Linked DNA regions of Homo sapiens: all the other regions are linked to region 3. A link is a loop called in an ENCODE intact Hi-C map of the cell type or tissue named here. Cell type or tissue: heart right ventricle. All regions are shown on one strand.

The links. Hi-C counts contacts between places; a loop is a spot of excess contacts. Peaks named below come from ENCODE experiments on the same cell type or tissue, not always from the same donor. Only the 100,000 strongest peaks of a DNase experiment are listed, where the experiment ranks them.
Region 1: a loop joins it to region 3, with 2.4 times the contacts of the local background. A loop is called at or near these places in 9 of 110 quality-filtered maps.
Region 2: a loop joins it to region 3, with 2.4 times the contacts of the local background. A loop is called at or near these places in 34 of 110 quality-filtered maps.

The regions. Positions count from the first base shown.
Region 1 is chr9:14,349,850-14,357,849 of GRCh38, reverse strand. NFIB-AS1 (NFIB antisense RNA 1) reads right to left here. Exons shown (of 2, transcript NR_186536.1): 2 at 1-698. It also overlaps a transcript of NFIB not described here. Among named protein-coding and RNA genes, the nearest start is that of NFIB-AS1, 37 kb to the right of the region's middle. RefSeq lists an enhancer at 1,569-2,068. In heart right ventricle, a CTCF peak has its summit at 4,186 (motif pointing right); DNase peaks (open chromatin) are centred at 4,199 and 6,438; H3K4me3 peaks cover 3,723 bases; H3K27ac peaks cover 7,076 bases.
Region 2 is chr9:13,451,670-13,459,669 of GRCh38, reverse strand. The region is part of intron 3 of LOC105375977 (a long non-coding RNA gene); the gene reads right to left. Among named protein-coding and RNA genes, the nearest start is that of LINC01235, 24 kb to the right of the region's middle. In heart right ventricle, no CTCF peak of the experiment used is centred here; no DNase peak of the experiment used is centred here.
Region 3 is chr9:13,686,048-13,694,047 of GRCh38, reverse strand. No RefSeq gene overlaps it. Among named protein-coding and RNA genes, the nearest start is that of LINC00583, 240 kb to the left of the region's middle. RefSeq lists an enhancer at 4,982-5,522. In heart right ventricle, a CTCF peak has its summit at 4,851 (motif pointing right); no DNase peak of the experiment used is centred here; H3K27ac peaks cover 744 bases.

The DNA of each region.
Region 1 (8,000 bases), 660 kb before region 3:
CCATCCTTGTTAACGCATGTATTAATATTTCATTTCTTTCTTCACCAAATAGCATTCCATTACACGTATATCCCACGTTAAGTTTATCCATTCATTGGTTGATGGACGTGTGGATTGCTTTCCCTTTTTGGCTATTATGAAAAGGCTGCTGTGAACATTCATTTACAGGTTTTTACGTGGACATAAGTTTCCATTTCTCTTAAACCAATGGTCTCTTTAGTAAGTGTTCTTATTTTCCACATGATTAAGGAAACTGCTATTTAGGAGTTAACTCAGAAATATCTCATGTAGAATTTCAAACCTCTTGAATATTGGGTCACTACCTCCAACCCTGCTATTTCTTGGTAGGGAGGAGGAGGGTGCTGTCTATCAGGAAAAAGTTGGATCTGACTTGGGGCTCACAGATCACTGCACAGGGGTGACTGAATTCCCTTTGCAGCACCTGAGGCCAGGTCTGGCCCACAACTGGCTCACAGTAATCAGCCCATCACAGTGTTCCTTCAGGGACTCTCCACATATAAAGTATACAGAGTAAGAAAAATAAAACCTTAGTCTCTGACCTGGAAATCAGAGTCATGGGGTTTGGGAAACTTGCAGGAAAGAAGAGGAAAAAAAAAATAGCTTTCCTGATAGAAGCCAATGAAGTTAATTTTCTCCCTTGTGTGACTTGGAGGAGTTCTTTGGTGTGTCCTGCAGACCTGCAATGAAAAAGAAGGCCCTATATTAATTTATACAGCAACTCTTTTCCAAGAAATTCAGAGCATTTCAAACAGTCTTTCACTCATTCCCCTGAGGGATTTTGCACAGTGTGCATAAGAAATTACTTCTTTTAAAATTTACACTCTTCAGTTAGCCAGTACTGAGCAGAAATAGAACTAGAAAAGCAGACCTCCTGACCAAACATTCCGCTATAATATTTTCAGTGAGCTTCTATAAATCAGTGTATATCCTTAAAAACAGGATCTCCCCATAACAGCCCCATGACCACTCACCGGTGACTGACATTCCTTTCAGCAAGAGCAAAAGTTTCCCTTCCAAATTAGAATCCACTGGTATGGCATGCACTATAAAACTGAAGTGTATCATTATTCATAATTAAGTGCTCAGGATCACCCAGACCCTCAGACCATCCAGTTTTACTCTCCAGCTCAGCCCTCCTAACTCACCCCAGCTGAGGACCCCTTAATAATCCTGAAACTGGTGGAGTGCAAGAGAGGAGTCCTGCTCGTAAACCCCAGGCAAAAAACAGGAGACGAAATCAGTCCTGCTCTCACTGTTGTTTCTTGCTCTGTCTCGGTGCTGTTTTTACACGGGGCTGCACTGCCCCTCAGGGCCTTGCTGACCATTCTGGGTAGCATATTCAGCTCCAGCTTCCCAAAGCCCACCAGCATCAGCCACATGCAGGGCTAAACTTAGCCCTCAACCCCAAACACTAGTTCCTCGTGTGGGGCCTTTTCTCAAGATATTCTTATTGTGAAATCCTCAGTATCCATCCCTGGGAAAAGAAAATCTTGGTCCGAGCCACACTAGCTCATGTGGAATCTTGGGAAATAACATCCTGGGGAGTATCTGTGCCTTTCTTTTTCCCACTTCAAGAAAACCTCTGGGATCCATAAGTTCCCTCCTAGTGACTACCAGAGAATGGGAAGTTTTAATCCAGTTAGTGACAAAAAGTGCGTACTAGTGTCTCACGCTGCCCCAGCCTCAGGCATATTTTGTTTGGGACCCCATAATCTTAATATGCACATTATTTAAAACGTGTACTAGTTGTCAGCTAGCACTGGCCACACAGTTTGTGAGGGACCAGTGCAATGCAAAAATGCAAGCCCGTTGTTGAAAGTTTAAGAATTGCAAATTGGCCTTTTTTTTTTTTTTTTATTTGTTTGTTTGTTTGAGGCGGAGTCTCGCTCTGTCACCCAGGCTGCAGTGCAGTGGCGTGATCTCAGCTCACTGCAAGCTCCGCCTCCCGGGTTCATGCCATTCTCCTGCCTCAGCCTCCGGAGTAGCTGGGACTACAGGCACCCGCCACCACGACTGGCTAATTTCTTTGTATTTTTAGTAGAGACAGGGTTTCACCGTGTTAGGCAGGATGGTCTCGAACTCCTGACCTTGTGATCCACCTGCCTCGGCCTCCCAGAGTGTTGGGATTACAGGCGTGAGCCACTGCAGCCGGCCAGGCAAGCAGGGTATTTAAGCCAACGTGGGGCACTTCTAAGTATGGGATCCCGTGTGACTGCAAAGGACACACACCCAGGAAGCCAGCCCTGCTGCCAATATTTAAAAAGCAAAAGATTCTTCAAATAGAGAATCTGGTAACCCTGGGTCTGCATCTCCAAATGGCTGTACATAATGGGCTGGTGCAGAGTATCATCTTGTTGTATTGGTTTGCTGCGCTTGCCATTACAAAATACTGCAGATTGGGTGGCTTAAACAGCAGAAATTTATTTTCTCACAATTCTAGGGGCTCAAGTCTGAGATCAAGTTGTCAGCAGGGTTGGTTTCTTCCGAGGCCTCTTTCTTTGTAGATGGCTACCTACTCCGTCTTCATATGGTCTTCCCTCTATACATGTCTGTGTCCTAATCACTTCTTACAGGGACTCCACCAGTCATACTGGATTAGGGCCCACTTCATAATAACTTAAGTACCCCCTTAAAGGCCCTATCTCCAAATACAGTCACATTCTGAGGTATCAAGGGTGATTTTGGAGTGGCACAGTTCAGCCTGTAACACAGCTTTTCCCTTTGGGGAGGGGTGCAGTGTTCCAAGTCACTGTGCTTACTCCAACCCAAACATGCTCACACACACACAGCATCTCCCCATCCCTGAAGCAGGGGTCGGTTGCTATAGGTCATCTCATTTGTGCTGCTGTTCTTCCTCTGGTTCGCTTCTCTCATTTAGAGAGACCTGCTCCTCCCCTGCCGCACAAGGAATAGTGACAGTGTTCACAACAGGACAAGGGCTACACACTCCCTTCACATCTGTAAAGCTAAGGTTGCTGTTCAAGTGATCCTTCACGGGACAATCCATTTCTACACACACACACACACACACACACACACACACACACAGAGTACCCATTACATAGAGATAACCATTTAAATGCAATGCTGAAGGAAAAAATTGCCATGAGGTATAACTGACTGCTCACCTCAGAAACTAGATTTGGAGATTTTAGGAGAGAAAAACCCTCAGCGACTACATAATTATTCCCCAGGGCTGATCCCACTTAAAAATTCACCTGACTGTACAAGGGATGGCCCTAAATTTCAATGGAAACCCAACCATGTAGCCCCTTAGAGAGACCGTACTCTCAAATTGGTCTTTGTACCTATTTGTAGAAAAATGTTAGCCAGATTATAGCTGAAAACTCTGCTAATTCTGGGGAAGATTTTGGTCTTGTGCCTGGAACTATTGAAGCATATATTCACACCTACCACATGTAACACTTAGTAGCAGAATTTCCAGCACAATACTTTAGTACTTTATTTTTAAAAGAAACAGAGCAGAGACTGAAGCCCTGTTCACTCTGCAGCTTTCTTGCAGGAGGCTCCACAAAAGGTGGTGGTGAGGGAGGTTCTGTGCTCAAAAGAGCTATTTTTTTATTTTTAAAAGGAAAGGAGACACTAAAATCTTTGCTCACAATTAGGGAACTCATGATGCTGAAACATAACATTTGCACCTGCCTGTAGATTGAAAAAATAATGTCAAATTTGCAAGGCTCTGAGAAAATAGGGTGCGGTGTATTAGTGATTTAATCAATCCCAATCAACATTAGAGTTCAGACAACACCTTACAGACATCTTACTGTAACCCCTTTGGTTTTTAGAGAAGGAAGGGGAGGTTGGAACATTTTAAGTGATTTGCCCCAGATCAGCTCTCCACCTAAAATGCAGGTCTTTTCTTTCAGATGAGCGTACTTTCCACTGCACCAGGCTACTTCTAAACAGGCATTGTCCTGTCAGCCTCAATTGCATGCAAAAAAAAAAAAAAAAAAAGACAAAACCCCTCTCGCTCTCCACTAGAGTCTCTATTTGGACTCTAGAACGGACAAAGCAACGGCTATTTCAACTTCAACTCCCTTAGCAAATGGAAGAAAAGGCATCTGACCCGTGGACTCCTCCAGCTGGTCCCCGGGTCTCACCGCCTGCGGGTCTCCACGTCAGCTCGCAGGCATCGGCGGCCAGTCGGACACCAGGGGGCGCAGCAGCCTTTGTCCTGACAGGTATTGAAGAATGAAGCCAGACTGGGCCGTCAAGAAAAATCTGACTTCCCTCCTTTCAGTTTCTCTCATTGGAACCAGCCCACTCCCCAGCCCCCTTCATTCGCCTTAAAGCCATTTTCTGCTTCCTCCTCATGCTCAGATTCTCAGGGTGCAGGGATGCAGCAGTTCAGAGACCCCTCTCCAGGAGCTCCCCCGCTCTGCCAAGGACACCCTAGCAGTGGTCCACCATTTGTTCTCACTTGCAGGCCTCTGAACTCAGGATGTTTTTGGCTATTCTTCCTGAATGAAGAACCCTATAGAACAGGACCAGCTTCCCAGAAGAACTGTCACATCTATCCTCTAATATCCCTCCCCTTTCCACGCACAAAAACAATCACAAATTAAATAACATGTCTGGGAAGCTCACGCGGCCTGGACCTATCCCTCACCACCCTCTGTCTGCCCCTACAGTCTAAGGACAGCCTTTGGTAGTAGCTACCTACCCAAAGGGACAGGCTGCAGCACCTTCACCATACCTCTGCCATTCTCACCAACCCATGGTGCACCCCAAGCAGGATAACTGCCTCCTTGTAACCCCACCAGCTTGCCTCTGTGTGCCCTCCAGCAGAAAGAAATCCACTTGACCCTTGCCAAAGTCTCCTGATTCCAAAGATTCAGTAATAAATGAGCATCCTCTTCTACTTTAAGACATACTCCTAACCCTGCCCCTATAGACACAAACGGACACAATGCAAACCCTCAGATGTCAAAAACGTACTCTTTCACAAAGACTCCTGAAACTCCTCTGTTCCAGAGGGAAAGGCTACAGGGTCCTTCCTATGCAGGCCTTTGAAAAGCAGCTGTATGTTTACATAGAGAGATTCCAAGTTTACACAGTCCTTTCCCTGTCTGTTATTGGAGCCTCTCAACAACGCTGAGAGATAAGCAGTGAAATCTAAAGCTTAGAGGCTTGCCTCAGGACCAGACCTAGTACAGCGTAGAAACAGCACTGAGGGCCCGGGTGACAGAGCATGGAAACACTTGCTTGTCCAATTGCACCAAGGCCTGGAAGAAATGCAGCCACCATAGAAGATCATCAGATTACATACACTGAGGGAGCCTGTGGTCTCAGGAGCCAGGCAGGGGCAGGAGGAACAGTGCAAAAGAAGCGGTGATGTCAATTCTGACCCGACTCTTCTTTTTACCTGTGGCCTCGCTCACTTCTTTATTTCCACGTTCATCTTAGCTAATGTAGAGTACCGGGAAGTGCTGAGCCCGGAGACAGGTAGCCATGGTTTGTTATCTTGGTGGTGAGCCTCCCAACTCCACACTCATAAAATAATGATAACATCTATTATATATACAAATACATCACCAAAAAAAAATGAAAAAATCAGTGTAATTCCAGGAGACGGAGCAGGGTAGGAGACTTTTACTTTCATTTTATGCTGTTTTCTATTATTTGAAGTATCTGGATTTACGCATGTGTTCCTTTTATGATTTTATTTTTAAAATTTTATTGGGGTTAATGATGCTCTTTAGCGTTGCTGCAAAGATGACTTATGTAACATATCTGGCATGGTACGTGGTCTGGTGCACAGTTGATGCTCACTCAACAGTAGTTTATTGTTAGCTATATACTTCCGTCAGAACTGTGGGCAAATGGGACCTCAAATCAAGAGACCCGGGGTCTGTGGCACACTCTGCTCTCAGATCCATGTATGCCTTTTAGTAAGTCAAGTCCCTTGGAATCTATGTAAACATAGTAGCTGCTTTTCAAAGGCCTGCATAGGAAGGAATCTGTGCCTCAGTTTCTTTATCTGTAAAGCAATGAGACACAAGCCACTTGATTTGAAAAATGGTGAGAAGGACAGGACAACATGCTCACCACCCAAAATGCCTGAGATACCTTCTAAAATTCAGTCACAGTCTTTGCAAGGGAGGCTTCTTAAGTTTGAGTTCATCAGACAGAAACTCTTTCTAGGAGAAGTTGTCATCTAGGATAGACAGAAAGGGCTGGAGATAGCTGAATAAGTTCTAAAGCAAGTACAGAAATTAAATCAGGAAACAATGTGTGAACAGTATAGGGCCATCAGCGTAGGATGGGAGGTGAGAAAAGAAGGTTTGAGGTGTTCCTTGAGTGCAGTTGGCACCACGATCATTTCCTGACAGGGGAGATGCCCTTGGTAGGCAGAAGGGGTGTGATTCAAGGTCCAGGCATCCCTGGCCCGGACACAGCCAGCCCTAGCCCAGCTCCCTAGGATGAGAGTTCTGTATGGGGCACAGGGCTGGCGCTGTTGAGACCAGGCCTCCCTAGGCAGATCCAGGAGCAGAGCTGCCCTTTGGACAAATTACTTTCGGCAAAGTCAGAAGGAACCCACTGCCCAAGAGAATTGGGCTAAAGCACCTCTGAAGTTTCTTCCAGCATAAACTTTATCTTAACAACAACCAAAAAAAGTGGGGAGACTGGACCATAGGAGGTGCAGATGCCCAAACATGATCCTCTCCCTGCTTAGCAGCTAGTCTGGGGATACCTATTTTTTATGCACTCCAACTCCTGAAAACCAACTAAAGATTTGTTCCTGGAACACACAGCTGATTCATTTCCTACGCCACTCAGAACGGGAGATTTCCCTCCGAGTCTCCTTTGCCAAAGCTTGGCCTTTGGGGGATAGGAGGCAGGTAGTCTAGTGGGTAGAAAGGTCGCGACTTTCTTTTGCCCCGCGGTCTCCTTCCTATTTAAAGCAGCACCGCCTGTCGAAACAGCTTTGTGCCAATATTTGCAGGCAGGAAGATTTTCTGACATTGTAAGGGGGTTGTTGGAAGCAGATGGGAGGCCCTTTCCCAAGGCCATCGGCAGACCAGAAATTGGTTACACCCGCACCCAGGGAGGAATCCCTAGCCCCCACTCTCACGATCAGCGCCCATAAGGTATCTGCATTTACATTTTAAAAAGAAAGAGGAATTTTTTTTGTATCTCTGAATCATCTGGCAGCGCCTGATATTATACATCTCCCCCTAAAGCCCCTGTTGTCCCTCCCTAAAGAGGAGGTCGTGTTTTCAATTCTTGAGAGATCTGGAATAACGGTATCAGAGCATGCCAACAGCTAGAAGACCCCCAACTTCCCCCCCCACCCCACCCAGGTCTTTCGCCCTATAGGAATTGGGGGCAGCGGGGGTGGCGATTTGCAGCGAGGCAAGGGCAGGTAGCAACAACTCCGACTGATCTCCAGAGGCAAAACCAAACTAAACGTAGTTCCAACCATCATGTTTTAACAAAATCTGCATTCTGTGAAAGTCTGTTTTTTTCTTAGAGAAACGCCCTTCGTTTTTAATTTTGCGTCACTTTCGCAGGCTGCCCTGAATGCCTAACCACTTGTTAAAATGCCTCTGTGCTTTGCTTTTCCGTGTGGTTCTTTTCTGTGCCCGTTTGTATCTCTAATAAGCGGCATTGTTTATTATCCTTGGGTCGGGGCCCCTGGGACTGAACCGAAATAATACAGAGGCACCGAGGCTGAGCGCTGGAAAATACTCCGGGTTTCCCAGGCCCAGGAGGGTCCCCGGGGCCGCCAAACGACCCTCCTGGGGAAAGCCCACCCGTGCGTGCGTGCCTGGTGAAGGGCAAGTTTGCACGAGTTTTTCCAGGCAGGGAGAGATCATGGGCAATCCAAAGCCCAGATGAGTGGGTATAGAAAGGGGCACACGGGGAAGGGAAATGCCACTGTGGACCGGTAATGGGGGTGTGACTTAAGAGCCAATATTGACAGGATGACTTTTTTTAAGGGAGGCGGGGGACTG
Region 2 (8,000 bases), 230 kb after region 3:
CTTGTACCAAGCAGCTGGCATGTCATAAAAACAGATTTCCATTACCCTCTGATCAGACACAATCTTAGTCTGAACCACTTGTCCTAACCTACCCTACACACTACGCTTCACGTGTTTCTGGTCATTCTGGCTCATAGCCTTATTACACATTCTTCTATTTACAAGCTCACTACGTTCTTCAGGCCTGAACTTGGTCCTGCTTTCTGACTGGTTTGGGTTCTTCTTCTTGACTATAACTTGAATTTTCCCTCTAAAATCATGGCGCCCTATAAGTGGGCACCTCTTAGTATCCAGCCTGCCCTCAGAACTTCTTTGGTTAGAGGTCTTGCTGGACTTACCCCCAGCCTTCTGAATGGGATGCAAATGCAGGGCACTACCTTGACCCACCAGGTGAGTCACCATGTGACTCAACTCAATTTCCCAATGTGGGAAATCGACCCACATTGCAAATACTAGGAAAGAAAGGGAGGAAGTTGAGTCAAAAACAGTCTCTACACCATGTCAGCTGGTATATTTTGCTCCATTTTAGAGCCATTTACATTTGTCCCCAAAAATGATTTTACCATTCGTATTCAGGCCTTTGAGAGAAAGATGCATTGAAATGAAGAAAGAGAAAATAATCTTAGAAGAGTATAGAGGTAGGTGATGAAGGGATGAGTGAAATGGTGAAAGAAAACCAATTTGGTATAATTACTTATAGCGGCATATTTAGGGTAGAATAGTTTTGCACCTGATGCTGAATCTATCTACTAAGCCTGGTCAAAGTCCTATTGCAGAGAAGGTGGGGAAAAAAAGTGGTTAAAAAGAAACTACCAGCCAGGCACGGTGGCTCACACCTATAATTCTAGCATTTTGTGAGGCCGAGGCAGGTGGATCGCTGGAGCTCAGGAGTGCAAGACCAGAGTGGGCAACATGGAGAAACCCCTTTCTACCAAAAATGCAAAAATTAGCCAGGCATGGTTGCAGACACCTGTGGTCCCAGCTACTTGGGAGACTGAGATGGGAGGAACGCTTGAGGATCACTTGAGGCTGCAGTGAGCTGGGATCACATCGCTGCACTCCAGCCTGGGCAACCGAGTAAGACCCTGTCTCAAAAAAAAAAACAAAAAACAAAAGACAAAAAAAAAAAAACACTACCATAGCAACAAGACAGAAAGAGTCAAGGTTTCATTACTGTGAATCTATGGAATTCTTGCATTTCACTATTACAGGATAGAGAAATAAATTTCTGTGTTAAAACCATGAGAGAAAGAAACTGTCAGCCTCACCTAAGCTGGCAGAAGTTGAGGAGTTAAGGTTTGGAAGGCCATTATGAAAAAGATGGGAAGAAGACAAGGAGATCCGGTGGTCAATAGTAAAAATTAGTTGAGTCAGGAAGATGTGGGCTTGAATCACAGATGTGTTCTTTTTAAGGCAGTGAGACCTTAGAGAAGTTACTTAGCTACACTATTTGCCAATTTTATAATCTATAAAATTAGAATAAATATACCTAACTTTCAGATTGTTTTAAGGATTAACTATAATAATTCAAGAAGAGTGGTTGATGTAATAAATGGTTATTATAAATATTATTGAAACTATATACTATATTATTTTAAAACTTGCTTCTATCATGTTGACGTCTGCTATGTCTTCAGAAAAGATGATGGCCTGTTTAATTTCCACTATTCTGGACAATGTCCCTGTTTAGTTTATAGGCTAAGAATAATGCCTGACTCTCCAGTGGTCATAACTGTTAGACTGTTACTCATAAACCAGAATACAAATCAACATGTTTTGGTTTTCTTTTCTTAAAATCAGGTTTCCTCTATTTTGCTCAGGAATTCTCTCATCAATACTTTCACTGGCAACCCCATTCATTTCAATTATTCAAAATGAATGGAAAAAAGTTTTGGATACATCCTTAATTCCTCTCTTTCACCCCATATCCAATTCAACGGTTAGTTCTCTCAGCTCATCACCTTCACTGCTACCAGCACAGTCCAAGTTGCCGGAGTTGCTACAAAAACCTCCTCAGTAGTTTTGCTGATTTTACCCTTGCTCTCCTAGAGGAGCCAGGGTGATCCTTTAAAACCATCTTTCAGATTAATGCCCCTCCTGTGCCCAAAATCCCCCATTCTCTTTCCATTTCACTCAAAGGAAAAGCCAGAATCTCTTTGATGGCCTTTGAGGCCCCGCGTGAGCGGGCATCCTGCTTCCTCTTGCACCGTATCCCCTACCACGTTCATTCTTCCCCCATGCTTACTCCACACAAGCTACACCAGCCTGCACACTCATCCTTCAGCATGCCAAGCATATTCCTGTCTCACAACATTTGTTCTCGTCTGGAACACTCTTCCTCAAGCTATGTGCATGACTTCCCCATGTCTCTTTCATCTCAACCAAAATACCACCTCTTCAGAGATGGCTACTGTCTTGGTCCAGGTTCTCCCAAAAGCCCAGCCAAAGAAAAGGCCTGAATTCAAGTGGTTTGGGAGGGACTCGATCCCAGGGAAAGAAGTCATGGATGAAGTAGAAAAATCTAAATCAAGGTACGTTATGATATCTGACCACTGTTGTAGGTAACCAGAGTTCAGTCTAGATGACTCCCTTCAAGAATCATGTAGAATGCTCCCCAGAATAATCTTCCCAGATGAGAAAAAGGGGAGCATTTATCCACCAGCCCCTCATCTCCAATTGGTCAAGGGTTGCCCCATGCCATGTTACCCTCCTTGAGCAAGTGAGCACATGCATGTACCAAGATGGCTACGACGGATAATTCTCAGTAGGGCAGAGAATCCCCTGTGCATACTAGAGATGCAAAGTACAATGAAACTGAGGTGGTGTGAGACTGGAGATGCAAGGTAACTCTAAATTGAAGTGTTGTTAGTTGATGCCTATGTGAATCTGACTGATGCAGGGAAGTATGAAATAAGAAAGAGCTGAGAAGATATGAGCTGGAGCTCAAGAGTTATCTACACTTCCCTACCCACATTATCCAAAATAGCACCCCATCCCTACCCTGTCACTCCCTACACTCCCGGCCCCATTATTGCACTGCATGTATTCACTTGCTTATGGGCTCGAAGTTCTCCCCTATGAGATTATAAGCAGAATGACATCAGGGGCTTAGTGTATTTTGTTCATTACAGTATTCTGAATTTCTGCAATGGTGTCTAATGTATAGTAACAACTAATTATGGAAAGAATGGTACAGTATCTGTAAACTGGTGTGTGTGTGGGGTGTGTGTGTGTGTGTGTGTGTGTGACAGATGTGTGGTAGGGAAGAAAAAGAAAGAGAAGGAGAAATATCTAAGTATCAGGCTGTCCTTACATAGTCAAGATATAAGGGTGCTTTTTCCCCATTGACTTATCTGCCCATCCAACTTTTCTTACAATTCAAGATGCTGTCTTTCCCCTACAGTGAAGCTAAACTATGCTTACATAGACAGGTGTCGATGTAAAGCCTGTTATGCACTAGATTAGTGGTTCTCTAATGCTAGCATGCATCAGAAACACCTGAAGCACTTGCTGAAACAGTGTGCTGAGCACCCAGATTTGTCAGGGGCTTCAGAATGTGCAACAAATGACACTGAAACTGCTGGTCTAGGGACCACATTTTGGAAATGAATACATTAGACCATTCTTGCAGCCTCTTGCAGTGGGTATCTTGCCCATTACATAGCCTGCCCCAGGACTATGCCCCAGGGAAGAAGCAGGTTTGTTTCACTTAAGCTGCTGCAAAGTTCAATACAGCCCTGCTTGTTGGAGACTTTACAAGGTCACCATTCAACATGGGATTTACTTACTACATTCAGCTAATCCCAATGAAGAGTTCAGGTCTGTTTAAGAGCTCTCTTTACAGTCAATACTAGGACCATATTTTTTAAATAAACTGTATCTTTCTTTAATTGGCATGTCTGAGTAGAAGCAGAAAAACAGGATATGCAGACCAGAGTAACAACAGTGAAAATCTCAGAAAACATGAGGAAAATGAAAAAAGGCAATCCCAATTTGGGGGCAGGGCTCTTTTATGCTTGACAACTTTGGAGGAATCAAAGTGGTTTCCTTTGAAGAGAGGAAGAAATCTCAAGACAAATAATTAGCTCTCTATTCTACAGGAAAAGGTAGTTCACTATCAGCAGCGGCCGACTGCTACTATTGCTTTTAATGCCATAGTTCTCAATCAAAACCAGCTGCCAGGCCGGGCGCGGTGGCTCACGCCTATAATCCCAGCACTTTGGGAGGCTGAGGCGGGTGGATCACGAGGTCAGGAGTTCGAGACCAGCCTTGCCAACATGGTGAAACCCTGTCTCTACTAAAAACACAAAAATTAGATGGGCGTGGTGGCATAATCCCAGCTACTCAGGAGGCTGAGGCAGGAGACTCATTTGAACCCAGAAGGCAGAGGTTGCAGTGAGCCGAGATGGTGCCATTGCACTCCAGCCTAGGCAACAGGGTGAGACTGTCTCAAAACAAACAAACAAACAAACAAAAAAAAAAAACAGCTGCCAGCTGTGCTGATTTCTCTGGGTGATTTGGGGACCAAATCAGATGTGAGACACAGCAAGACGGTGTGTTAATGGTGGGTCTATGACATTGCTTTCCACAGTGGCCATTTAGGAGGTGGAAGAGATACAGGATGCTATTCCAGAAAATTAAACATCTCATACTCTGCCATGCCCTCCCACACATTCCACCACCTTAGACAAATTTGGCTTTATTTTATTTTACTGTATTTTTTACTTAGCCTTGACATGAAACTCAGTTAGCCATATTTTAATAGGGTCTATTTCTGGGTTAGGTTTCACTAGTGTTAGTATTTTTCAACAACAAATGCTGTTTGTGATTCCATGAATAGAAAGTCTCTTAGGGCACAAGATTAACAAAGCTAATTATTAGGGAATATAAAATTAATTTGCCAGCGATTTAGCCCACTAGCTAATCTACCAGAGAGCTGAATCTCTCTCTACCTAGGGCAGTTTTTATTCCTATTGGTTATGGTAAACTTGGGATTTTCCTTCAAAGATTATTCTAATTCCAAAAACATCTGAGCCTTTTTTATTCTGAAATTCTGGTGAAATTGTGCATCATTTTATATACTCAGGGTTTGAAATTAGAGTTCTTTACTAAGCATTTTTAAGCAAAAATATACTTATAAGATGCATATTTGAAGATATCTACATATAATATATAGATATAGAAACAATATACTATATAGTTATAAATGCTATAAAGAAGCAGCATAAAGATGCAATTCTCAACCAATGACCTTTCAGCCAAACTTGAACTTTTACAAATAGCCCTTGCAATTATCTTCTGAAATCTGTCAATTCTTGAAAGCATGTCTCACTTTCAGAATTTTATAAATAAGTATTATTACCCCCTTTAAGTACAAAAAGCAAATAAAACTGTGTAAACTCAGTATATTTTTAGAATAATATCTAGAATTCTCTGTTAGGCTTTATCATGTGGCAAATTCCCAGAAAATCAAACCTAAAATTTTGCAAGACTTAAACTTATTTTTCCCTATCTATTTACATTTCCCAACAAAATATTCTCTGGAGAAGTCTCTTTATTTGTATTCTTTAATATAACAGTATTGCTTGATTTCATGTGATCACATACTTGCCTTAACAGAATTTGCCTATGTGGGAACTGTCCAATCTTCAGTTCTAGTTGCAGATGTACCCTCACAAGCCCTTCTTGCATTCCTCTTTTTCCTCCTGTTCCCACGCTGAAACTGAGCTGTTCACTTGTTCCAAGCAGGGAATGACAAAATACAAACTTCCTTAATTAACTACTGGGGAATGACTATCTTTAATTGAAAGTGCATTTATAAAATTGGAGACATTTTGAAAACTCTGAGACCAGGCTTGGGTCGGATGGTGGAATCCCCAGAGGTACTGCCAGAATTATGCCATGTGAAAATCTCACCAGGCAGCCCCTCCTTGGTGACACAGGGACTAAGGGGTGCCCCCCAACAAGCATTAGAATCCGTTGAGATGTGACGAAGATAAAAATATGCATTCTGAACACTAATGCAACCCTCTAGTTAAACATACACAAGATCTTTTTCAATATTAAGCAAAATGCATGGACATTTAGTCTACTTCAGTGTAAGCCCCCACATCTCAGAACCATTAACACTGAAGTGGTGTCCAAGGACCTATACAAAACAACTCTGGAAAATGCTTCTTGTGCAAAAAAGCAACTCTCAGAGCAGGATAGTAGAGCTCTACCATTTCATTATTGTTGGTTTTGCGCTCACTTTGGCAATAAATAAGAAGCAAATTGCAAATTGAATACTTCTAAGACTCGATTTTTTCTGTGTGCTTGAAGAACCTAACCAGTTTACAGTAAATAAAAATTAAAGTGTGTGTGTGTATGTGTGTGTGTGTGTGTGTGTGTGTGTGATTTGCTCATTAGATACATAAATAGTTGGTGGCTTCTCATTGCACATTTAGAAGCCATAGGGTAATACTCCATTACTACCCACTGTAACACATCATGAGTCCCATTGTTGCACTGCATTGCAGAGCCGTCGTTGCTTACATCCAACTCCAGAGCAGTGTGCATCTGGTCCAGAGGGCCTCATAGCCTTCTTCTCTACCTCAGTGTGGCCAGGACTCTTTGGTGTGGGTGAGTCTCCTCTAACAGAATGGATTCTGGAGAAGCAGTCAAGTGAATAAAAGGGGATAAAATTCAGAAGTGGCTTTTGTCTACACACCACAGAATCTTCATGGAGCCAATCAAAAATTTAAGAATAACTTTAGAAATGCCCCTTTATTTGGGGTTCCTCTATATTCTTAGGTAATTTCCAGAAAAATTAAGACCACTATAATGTTTGTAGAAGGAAGGATTTTCAGCCATGGACAATAATTAAAATTTCTGGTAACCAGAGAGTATTGGGTGGCATTGGGGAGTTTGGAAGTAGATGGAAGTTAAATTTGGAGGTTTAATAAATTAGCTACATAGCAAGAACATGCATAAACTTTGTTTTTACTTAATAACATATATTTGGCCTTAATGAGTCAATGGGGCAGATAAAGGAGACAAAAGCCGTAGGAATTGTGGCTTGGATTTCAGACTCTAGTTTCCGGAGATAAGAAAGGGTAAAGTTTCCAGGTCCTGAGTTTCTCATCTATAATAAGGAAAGTTGACTGGACACCTCCAAGTTTTCTTCCAGCTTTCAGATTCCATAATTACAACTTAAATAAACTTATGATTCTGCTGCCACCATTTCAGTGCACCAACACTGACTTATATGAGAATCAAAAGTAAGAGAATAGAAAACGTGTGTTCTACCTCATTTTTCTTTACTCCTTAATATTATGGTAGGTCCATGGCTCTAAGAATACTTACAGGATCTTCAGTTTACATGTCCAGCCAACAAGACAAGATACATCTTGCAGAATAACTATTCTGTTTCTATTAATGCATCATGTCACTGTATCTATAAAATATCGTGGTAGAATCATGTCATACAATGAAATGCAGTGACACATGAAAAGGTTCTTTGCTTAGTTTGGGTCACTCTAGCTATCCAGGCTGTTGGTATATAATCCCCAAAACCAACCATATCACTGCACCATCCTAGGCTTTAACCACTCATTAGGAATCTGGTCTTTGAATTTGAATACAAACTATAAACAGCAATAATAATGAGCAAAATGAGTCAGATTCACTGGCCTCATTGGTTGCTAATCCTGATCGATGATAGGCTCTACTATATGACTTAAATATTTCTTCTTCTAGATGGATGTTAACAGGAAATAAACAATATTATTCTTGAGCAGTGCAATAATTATATATTTAAATGTGTATATATGGTCTGTATATACTAGGTGAATAAATATTAAATTCCTACTACATTCAAAGCATACCTGAATCTATCAACATTTTTCTTCACCTTCTACAAGTGCCCAGCCCTGATGGATTCAGGGATAAAGAAAATATCATTCAATATCATTTAATCAACCAGCTATGTGTCTATCTTAATTACAGACAAAGACTTTATG
Region 3 (8,000 bases):
AAGCTTTCAATAAAATTCAACACCCCTTCATGTTAAAAACTCTCCATAAACTAGATATCGAGGAAACACACCTCAAAATAATAAGAGCCATCTAAGGGAAACCCACAGCCAACATCGTAATGAATGGGCAAAAGCTGGAGGCATTCCCCTTGAAAACCGGCACAAGGCAAGGATGCTTTCTCTCACCACTCCTATTCAACACAGTATTGGAAGTCCTGGCCAGGGCAATCAGGCAAGAGAAAGAAATAAAGGGCATCCAATTAAGAAGAGGGGAAGTCAAATTATCCCTGTTTCCAGAGGACATGATTCTATATCTAGAAAACCCCATAGTCTCAGTCCAAAAGCCCCTTAAGCTGATAAACAACTTCAGCAAAGTCTTAGGATACAAAATCAACGTATCACTGGCATTCCTATACACCAACAATAGTCAAGATGAGAGCCATATTAGGAATGCAATCCCATCCACAATTGCCCCCCACCCCCCTAAAAATAAAACACCTAGGAATACAGCTAACCAGGGAGGTGAAAGATTGCTACAATGAGAACTACAAAACATTGCTCAAAGAAATCAGCAATGACATAAACAAATGGAAAAACCTTCCATGATCATGGATAGGAAGAAACAATATTATTGGAATGATGATACTGCCCAAAGCAATTTATAGATTCAATGCTGTTCCTATCAAACTACCAATGACATTCTTTACAGAACTAAAAAAAAACTACTTTAAAATTCATAGGGATCCAAAAAAGAGCCTAAATAGCCAAGGCACTGCTAAGCAAAAAACAAAGCTGGAGGTATCATGTTACCTAACTTCAAACTATAATACAGAGCTACAGCAACCAAAACAGCATTGTACTGGTACAAAAACGGCACATAAATCAACGGCAATAGTCAGAATAGAGAGCCCAGAATTAAGGCCACATACCTACAACCACCTGGTCTTGAACAATGCTGAGAAAAACAAGCAATGGGGAAAAGACTCCCTATTCAATAAATGGCACCTGGATAACTAGCTAGCCATATGTGGAAGTTTGAAGCTGGACCCCTTCCTTATACCATATACAAAAATCAACTCAAAATGGATTAAAGGCTTAAATGTAAAACCCAAAACTATAAAAACCCTGGAAGACAACCTGGACAATACCATTCTAGACATAGTAATGGGCAAACGCTTCATGACAAAGATACCAAAAGCAATTGCAACAAAAGAAAAAAATGACAAATGGGATCTAATTTAATGAAAGAGCTTCTGCACAGCAAATAAAACTATCAACAGAGTGAATAGACAACCTACAGAATAGGAGAAAACTTTTGCAAACTATGCATCTGACAAGGTCTCATATCCAGTAATATATAAGGAACTTAAATAAATTTACAAGAAAAAAACAACTTTATTAAAAAGCAGGCAAAGGACATAGACACTTTTCAAAAGAATATATACATGTGACCAGTGATCATATGGAACATAGCTCAACATCACTGATCATTAGAGAAATGCAAATTGAAACCACAATGAGATAACCATCTCACACCAGTCAAAATGACTATTATTAAAAAGTAAAAAATAACAGATGCTGGTGAAGTTGTAGAGAAAAAGGAACACTTATACACTGTTGGTGAAAGTGTAAATTACTGCAACTATTGTGGAAAGCACTGTGGCAATTCCTCAGAAATACCATTTGACTTGGTAATCCTATTACTGGTCACATACCCACCCCAAAACAAATTATTATATTATAAAGACCCATGAATGTGTATGTTCATTGCAGCACTATTCACAATACCAAAGACATGGAATCAACCTAAATGCCTATCAATGGCAGACTGGATAAAGAACATATGGTACATATACACCATGGAATACTATGCAGCCATAAAAAGAACATTATGTTTTTTACAGAAACACTGATGAAGTTGGAGGCTATTATCCTTATGAAACTGATGCAGCAACAGAAAACCAAATACCATGGTGTTCTTACATATAAGTGGGGGCTAAATGATGAGAACACGTGGACACTTAGAGGGGAACAACACATACTGGGGCCTATTGGAGGGAGGAGGACGGGAGAAGGGAAAAGTTCAGGAAAAATAACTAATGGGTACTAGGCTTAATACCTCCATGACAAAATAATCTGTACAAAAAAAAAACCCATGACACAAGTCAAACAAACTTGCACATGTACCTGCACAAACTTATACATGTACCCCTGAACTTAAAAATTAAATTAAAAAAAGAAAGAATTGATAATATGGACTTCATTAAAATGGAAATTTCTGATCTGTGAAACTCAATGTCAGGAGCATGAGAAGACAAGCCACAGACTGGAAGGAAATATTTGCAAAAGACATTTCTGATAAAGGACTATTATCCAAAATACACAAAGAACTCTTAAAACTCAACAATAAGAAAGTAAGCAACCCAAATAAAAATGGGCAAAAGACCTGAAAAGCCACCTCACGGAAGAAGATATACAGATGGTAAGTAAGCATGTGAAAAGATGCTTAATATCATTTATTATTAGAGAATTGCAGATTAAAACATCAATGAGATACACACCCAATAGAATGGCCAAAATTCAAAACACTGACAACATCAAATGCTGGTGAAGATGTGGAGCAACAGGAATGTGCATTCATTGATGGTGGGAATGCAAAATGGTACAGCTACCTAGAAAGAGAGTTTGGCAGTATTTTACAGAACTAAACATGCTTTTACCACATGATGCAGCAATTTTGCTCCTTGATATTTATCCAAATCAATTAAAGATTTGTCCATACAAAAACCTGCACAAGATGATTATAACAGATTTATTCATAATTGTCAAAAGCTGGAAGCAACCAAGATGTCCTTTAGTATGTGAGTAGATCAATAAATGATGGTACATCTAGACAATGACATATTATGCACCAAAAAGATTGAGTTTTCAAGCCTTGAAAAGACATGGAGAAAACTTAAATGATTATTACTAAGTGAAAGAAACTAATCTGGAAAGACCATATACTGTATGATTCCAACTATATGAAATTTTGGAAAGAGCAAAACTTTGGAAACAGTAACAAGATCAGCAGTTGTCACAGGTTAGGAGGAAGGAAGAGATAAATAGGCAGAGCACAGCAGATTTTTAGGACAATGAAACTATCCGATATGCTACTAAAATGGTAGATACATGTCATTCTACAGTTGTCAAAAACCCACAGAATGAGCAATACCAACAGTGAATTCTAATATAAACCATGGACTTTGGGTGATGATGAGTCAATGTAGGCTCATCAATCATAACAAATGTATTATGATGGTGCTATGAGGAGAGTAACAGTAGGGGAAGTTGTGTGAGTGTGGAGACAGGGTAAATGCAAACCCTGTACTTTGTGCTCAATTTTGCTGTGAACCTAAAACTGCTCTACAAAATGAAATTTATTAATTAAAATGTTTAAATAATTTAGATGCTTCCTATTTCAAATTTTTAGCAGAATATTCATAATAGTAATCATATCTTCAGTGTCTATAAAATTTTATAATACACGTGCATACAATTATATGCATTATATATTATATAACATATATTTATAATATGATATATATGGGTTATATATTATGTTATCTATATCATATGTTCTATAATATATGGTATTTATAATATATATGAATATATTTTTTACATAATGCATATAAATAAGCTAATTGCATTTATGTAAAACTATCCTAAAACTTAGGCTTTAATACAGACTTCTAAATTCTAATTAAATGATAATAATTAAACGCATTTATAAAGAGTCATAACTTGGCAAGGTACTTTTTGTGCCCACACTACCCTAGGGCCCTTTGAGGTAGGATCATTTTCCATATCTATTTTTAAATGAGTAAACAAAGTCATAGGAAGGTGAGTAACGATCTCAGAGCTACTCAGAGTCTCATAAGTTCTGCTAAGTTTAGACCTAGACATCTGTGAGCTTGAAAACTGTGTAAGCCCAGTTGGCTAGCTGGCTAACTTTGCATGAGTCCCTTAGGCTCAGACCATGCCCTTCATGTGTGAGAATTGCTTTATGTTATCTCTAGGTGCCCTTCCAGTCCACTTATTTATGTGGCTAGTAGGATGGAAAAGGGCCAATTACAAAAGTAAGCGAAAGGGCTTTTTTTCATCATTTACCTTACGTGAGATGTGAAGTTTAGAGGGAGAACTGCCCTCTGGGTTGATTTATTACCAAAGTTCCTGGCTTCTTCATCCCCACCAACTCCCACACTGGGAGAGGTAGAGGAACATCACAATCTAAGGATGAATTGAGAGCAAATCACATTAAGGATGCAACTTGAAGAATTTCCTTCTGTCAGCAAAGATCCAAGACCTTGTAGAAATTACCCTAACATGAAAAGTTTCTTTCAAGAAGAGATTTCCTAAAGTTCTTCACAGCAAAGCTCCACTAGGCTAAAAGCCATGGCTCTTGTTTGTTCCTACAGGGTGTTTCAGTTACAAAGTTGTTCATGTCCTTAATGTTCTCAATTTGATTCTCAACACCAACCTGTAAGATGGAGAGGAAAAGGCTTGTAATTCCCGTTGTACAGTTGAAAAAAACCTGAAAAATTAGAGAAAAGCATTTTCCCAATGTCATTGTCATAGTAAGTGGTGGAGTTGTAGAGTTTTTGACTCTTAGTCTAATGCTCTTTTCATGGCACCAGAAGTATTTGGCTTACAGACTGTTTGAATAGCTGGAGAACTGCATAAACCAAGTGATGTCCATGGACACTATGACATGGCACTATATTTCAAAACTACCAATGGGAAGAGTAGGAATGGATGTTATTTCCAATCTGAGATAATAGGTCTGAAACTTCTGGAAGCCCCTAGGCCAGCAGGTGGAGCCTCTTGTCATGCTTTTTTCCAAAGGCAGGGAGAGATTTTTTTTTTCTTGTTTTTTCAAAAACAGAAAACAATATATACATTATTAGTCAACTAGATCAGGACAGAAGAAAGGTTTTTATGCCTTTACATTTGTTTAAACTTTCCTCAGGTGCTGAGAAGGAGGAAGCTCATGTTCATTGGCCTGGAGATTCAAGTACACACAGAGACACAGAGGCATTCCAAAAAGGAACGTGAGGGTTTTGTGCAAGGCATAGGACAGTGAATATGCTCGGTGAGGCATGCAAACACAGCAAAGGAATGAAGGAGCTGCACATGGAGTGGTATGCACTTCTAAACAGCTTTCAGCAGGCCTTGGATCCACAAACAGCAGGAGACAGCCTTTCTCTATAAGAAAGGACAGTTGGAGCCCGAATGTTACTCTGGTAAACAACAGCCTGAGCCATGTGAGGAAGTGATTCCCCTTTCATACAGGTTTGCATAACATCTTTCCTTTCCCCTGGAGACGCCAGAGAAGCAGCCCTGCTCTTTGGTTCTAGACATACACATTCCTTTGCCCTGTATGCCTTTAGTGCCATGAGTAGGTCATCTTTTCCACTCCCTTCCAAAATATTTTGTTTTCCATCTCTCCCTTCTTTTCCATGTTGCTTTGAGAAAGATCCAAAACTTCCTCCTTGGTTTCTTTAGCTGTTTTTTGTTGTTGTTTCAAACCACAGCCTAAATTTAAACCATGGCTCAGGAGAGGCAACTAACTGGTGGTTATGGGTGTGGCTTCATTGTGGCCTTAGAAACAATTACCTTCAGCCAGTCTTAACCTGTGTGCAGGTAAATATAGGATACCTCTAAGTTCTATCACAGAGGCATTGTCTAGAGAATTTAGGGAAGAGCTTTCTAACTTGGGTCCTTCTTGCTTTTCTAATTTTTCTTTTTTGTTTTGCACCCCACCCCCCCCAAAACTTGCTTTTCTAATTTATTTGGCCAAAGACAGTCAGAGGAATCTTCCTAAATATTAATAGCTTTTATCATAATACTATTCTGTCCAGAAGCCTGAAATACTTCAGCTCCCCTCTACCGTTTATCTCTAAGATGATGAATTAACTGCTTAGCCTGACCTATGGTACCTCCAATGTCTGGTCTCAACTTACCTTCTCAGTCTTCTTGCCCATTTTTTCATTATAAACCAGCCTGGATGACTTATTTTCTTTCATATTCTTTCTTCCACCTCTTGGTTGCACCTGTCCCTCTTTGAGTGACCTCTTCATTCCTGTTAGTTTATCTGATATCTTCCGATGTTTGTTCAAGGTCCAGCTGAATATCTCCTTTTCAATGAAGGCTTTCTCAATTTCTCTACATTGCATCTCTACTCCCCTGCTTTGAAACTAAGAGAATATCTATTTTACTCAAATAACACTTCATATTCTGGCCTGTGTCCTTTTAGTCCCTGTATAATTGCTTTTGTTGAACTGTGGTCTGCTATTATACCACTATCCCACATTAAAAAAAAAAAAAAAAACTTTATGAGAAACAACCCAGCAAAAAGCACTGTGAAATATATTGTATGGATGTTATTGGGGACATGATTTGATATATTTTACAGTGTCTTTTTCATGCAGGCCCGTGGGGAAAAATGTCTCTCAGTCCTCAAAACCAAGAATAGGTGGCCTTCTCCTGAGCTGCTATTTTGTTTTTATCTTGTGATCATCATGAGTCATGTCTCCCTCTTTTTTTTTTCTGAGACAGAGTCTCGCTCTGTAGCCCAGGCTGGAGGGCAGTGGCACGATCTCGGCTCACTGCAAGCTCCACCTCCCAGGTTCACGCCATTCTCCTGCCTCAGCCTCCCGAGTAGCTGGGACTACAGGCATCCACCACCATGCCCGGCTAATTTTTTGTATTTTTTTTAGTAGAGACGGGGTTTCACTGTGTTAGCCAGGATGGTCTCGATCTCCTGACCTTGTGATCCACCCACCTCGGCCTCCCAAAGTGCTGGGATTACAGGTGTGAGCCACCGCGCCCGGCATCTCCCTCTTTTCATAGACTCAGAGCCAGAATTGTAGCCCACCACAAGTAACAAGTGACACTTAATGTCATGTATTTGGCGGGGGTTGGGGGGGCGGTGCTTGGGTGCAGTAATAGCATTAACTTTGGCTTATTTTTATTTCCTGTCTTTATTTTTCTTTCCTCCAGTTTTCTCCCTTATTTATTTTACAATCTGGTAATTGTGCATATCTTTGTAAAAAGGTTCAAATCATTTTTGGAATTGTATGAGGATATATATACATGTAAAACAAATAATTCCTTGCCTTACTTTTTAATCTTAAAATGTACAGAAATCTTAAATATGTAGATTGAATTTTTACATATGTAGATACCTGTGTAAGCACCACCTAGATCAAGACATAGAACATTCCAGAGTGCCAGAAAGTACCAGTTCCTTTCATTATTAACTTATCTTTTCATGTGACTCTGTGTATCTTGGCTCCACAGCTATTCTGAATATTGTTTGAGGATAAGACTGTAGCTATTTGTACCCTGCAGAGAGCCTAATAGGGTTTCTGGAGCATAGTAGGTAATCAGGATGTAGTTATTGACTGAAGGAAAGGACTTGTTCCAAAAAAAGGAGATATGGTTTGGCTGTATTCCCACTCAAATCTCATCTTGAATTCACACGTATTGTGGGAGGGACCTGATGGGAGGTAATTGAATCATGGGAGCAGTTCTTTTTCATGCTGTTCTCATGACAGTAAGTATCACAAGATCTGATGGTTATTATAAGGGGGCGTTTTCCTGCACAAGCTCTTTTTGGTTGCTGCCATCCATGTAAGATGTGACTTGCTCCTCCTTGCCTTCTGCCATGATTGTGAGGCTTCCCCAGCCACATGGAACTGTAACTCCAATTAAACCTTTTTCTTTTGTAAATTGCCCAGTCTTGGGTATGTCTTTATCATCAGTGTGAAAATGGACTAATACAGAAGGAGATGGCTAAGTCCCAGTGCTGACCCAGAGCACTTTGTGCAGCCCTCAGGTAGAGATCAAAAGCTGTCTGTCCTGTTTGTCCCTGGTGCTCTAGTCTCTGGTACAGGGCCTGGCACTTTGTATATATGTTCTTTATGGACTTAAATATATATCTGCTTAACTGAAGA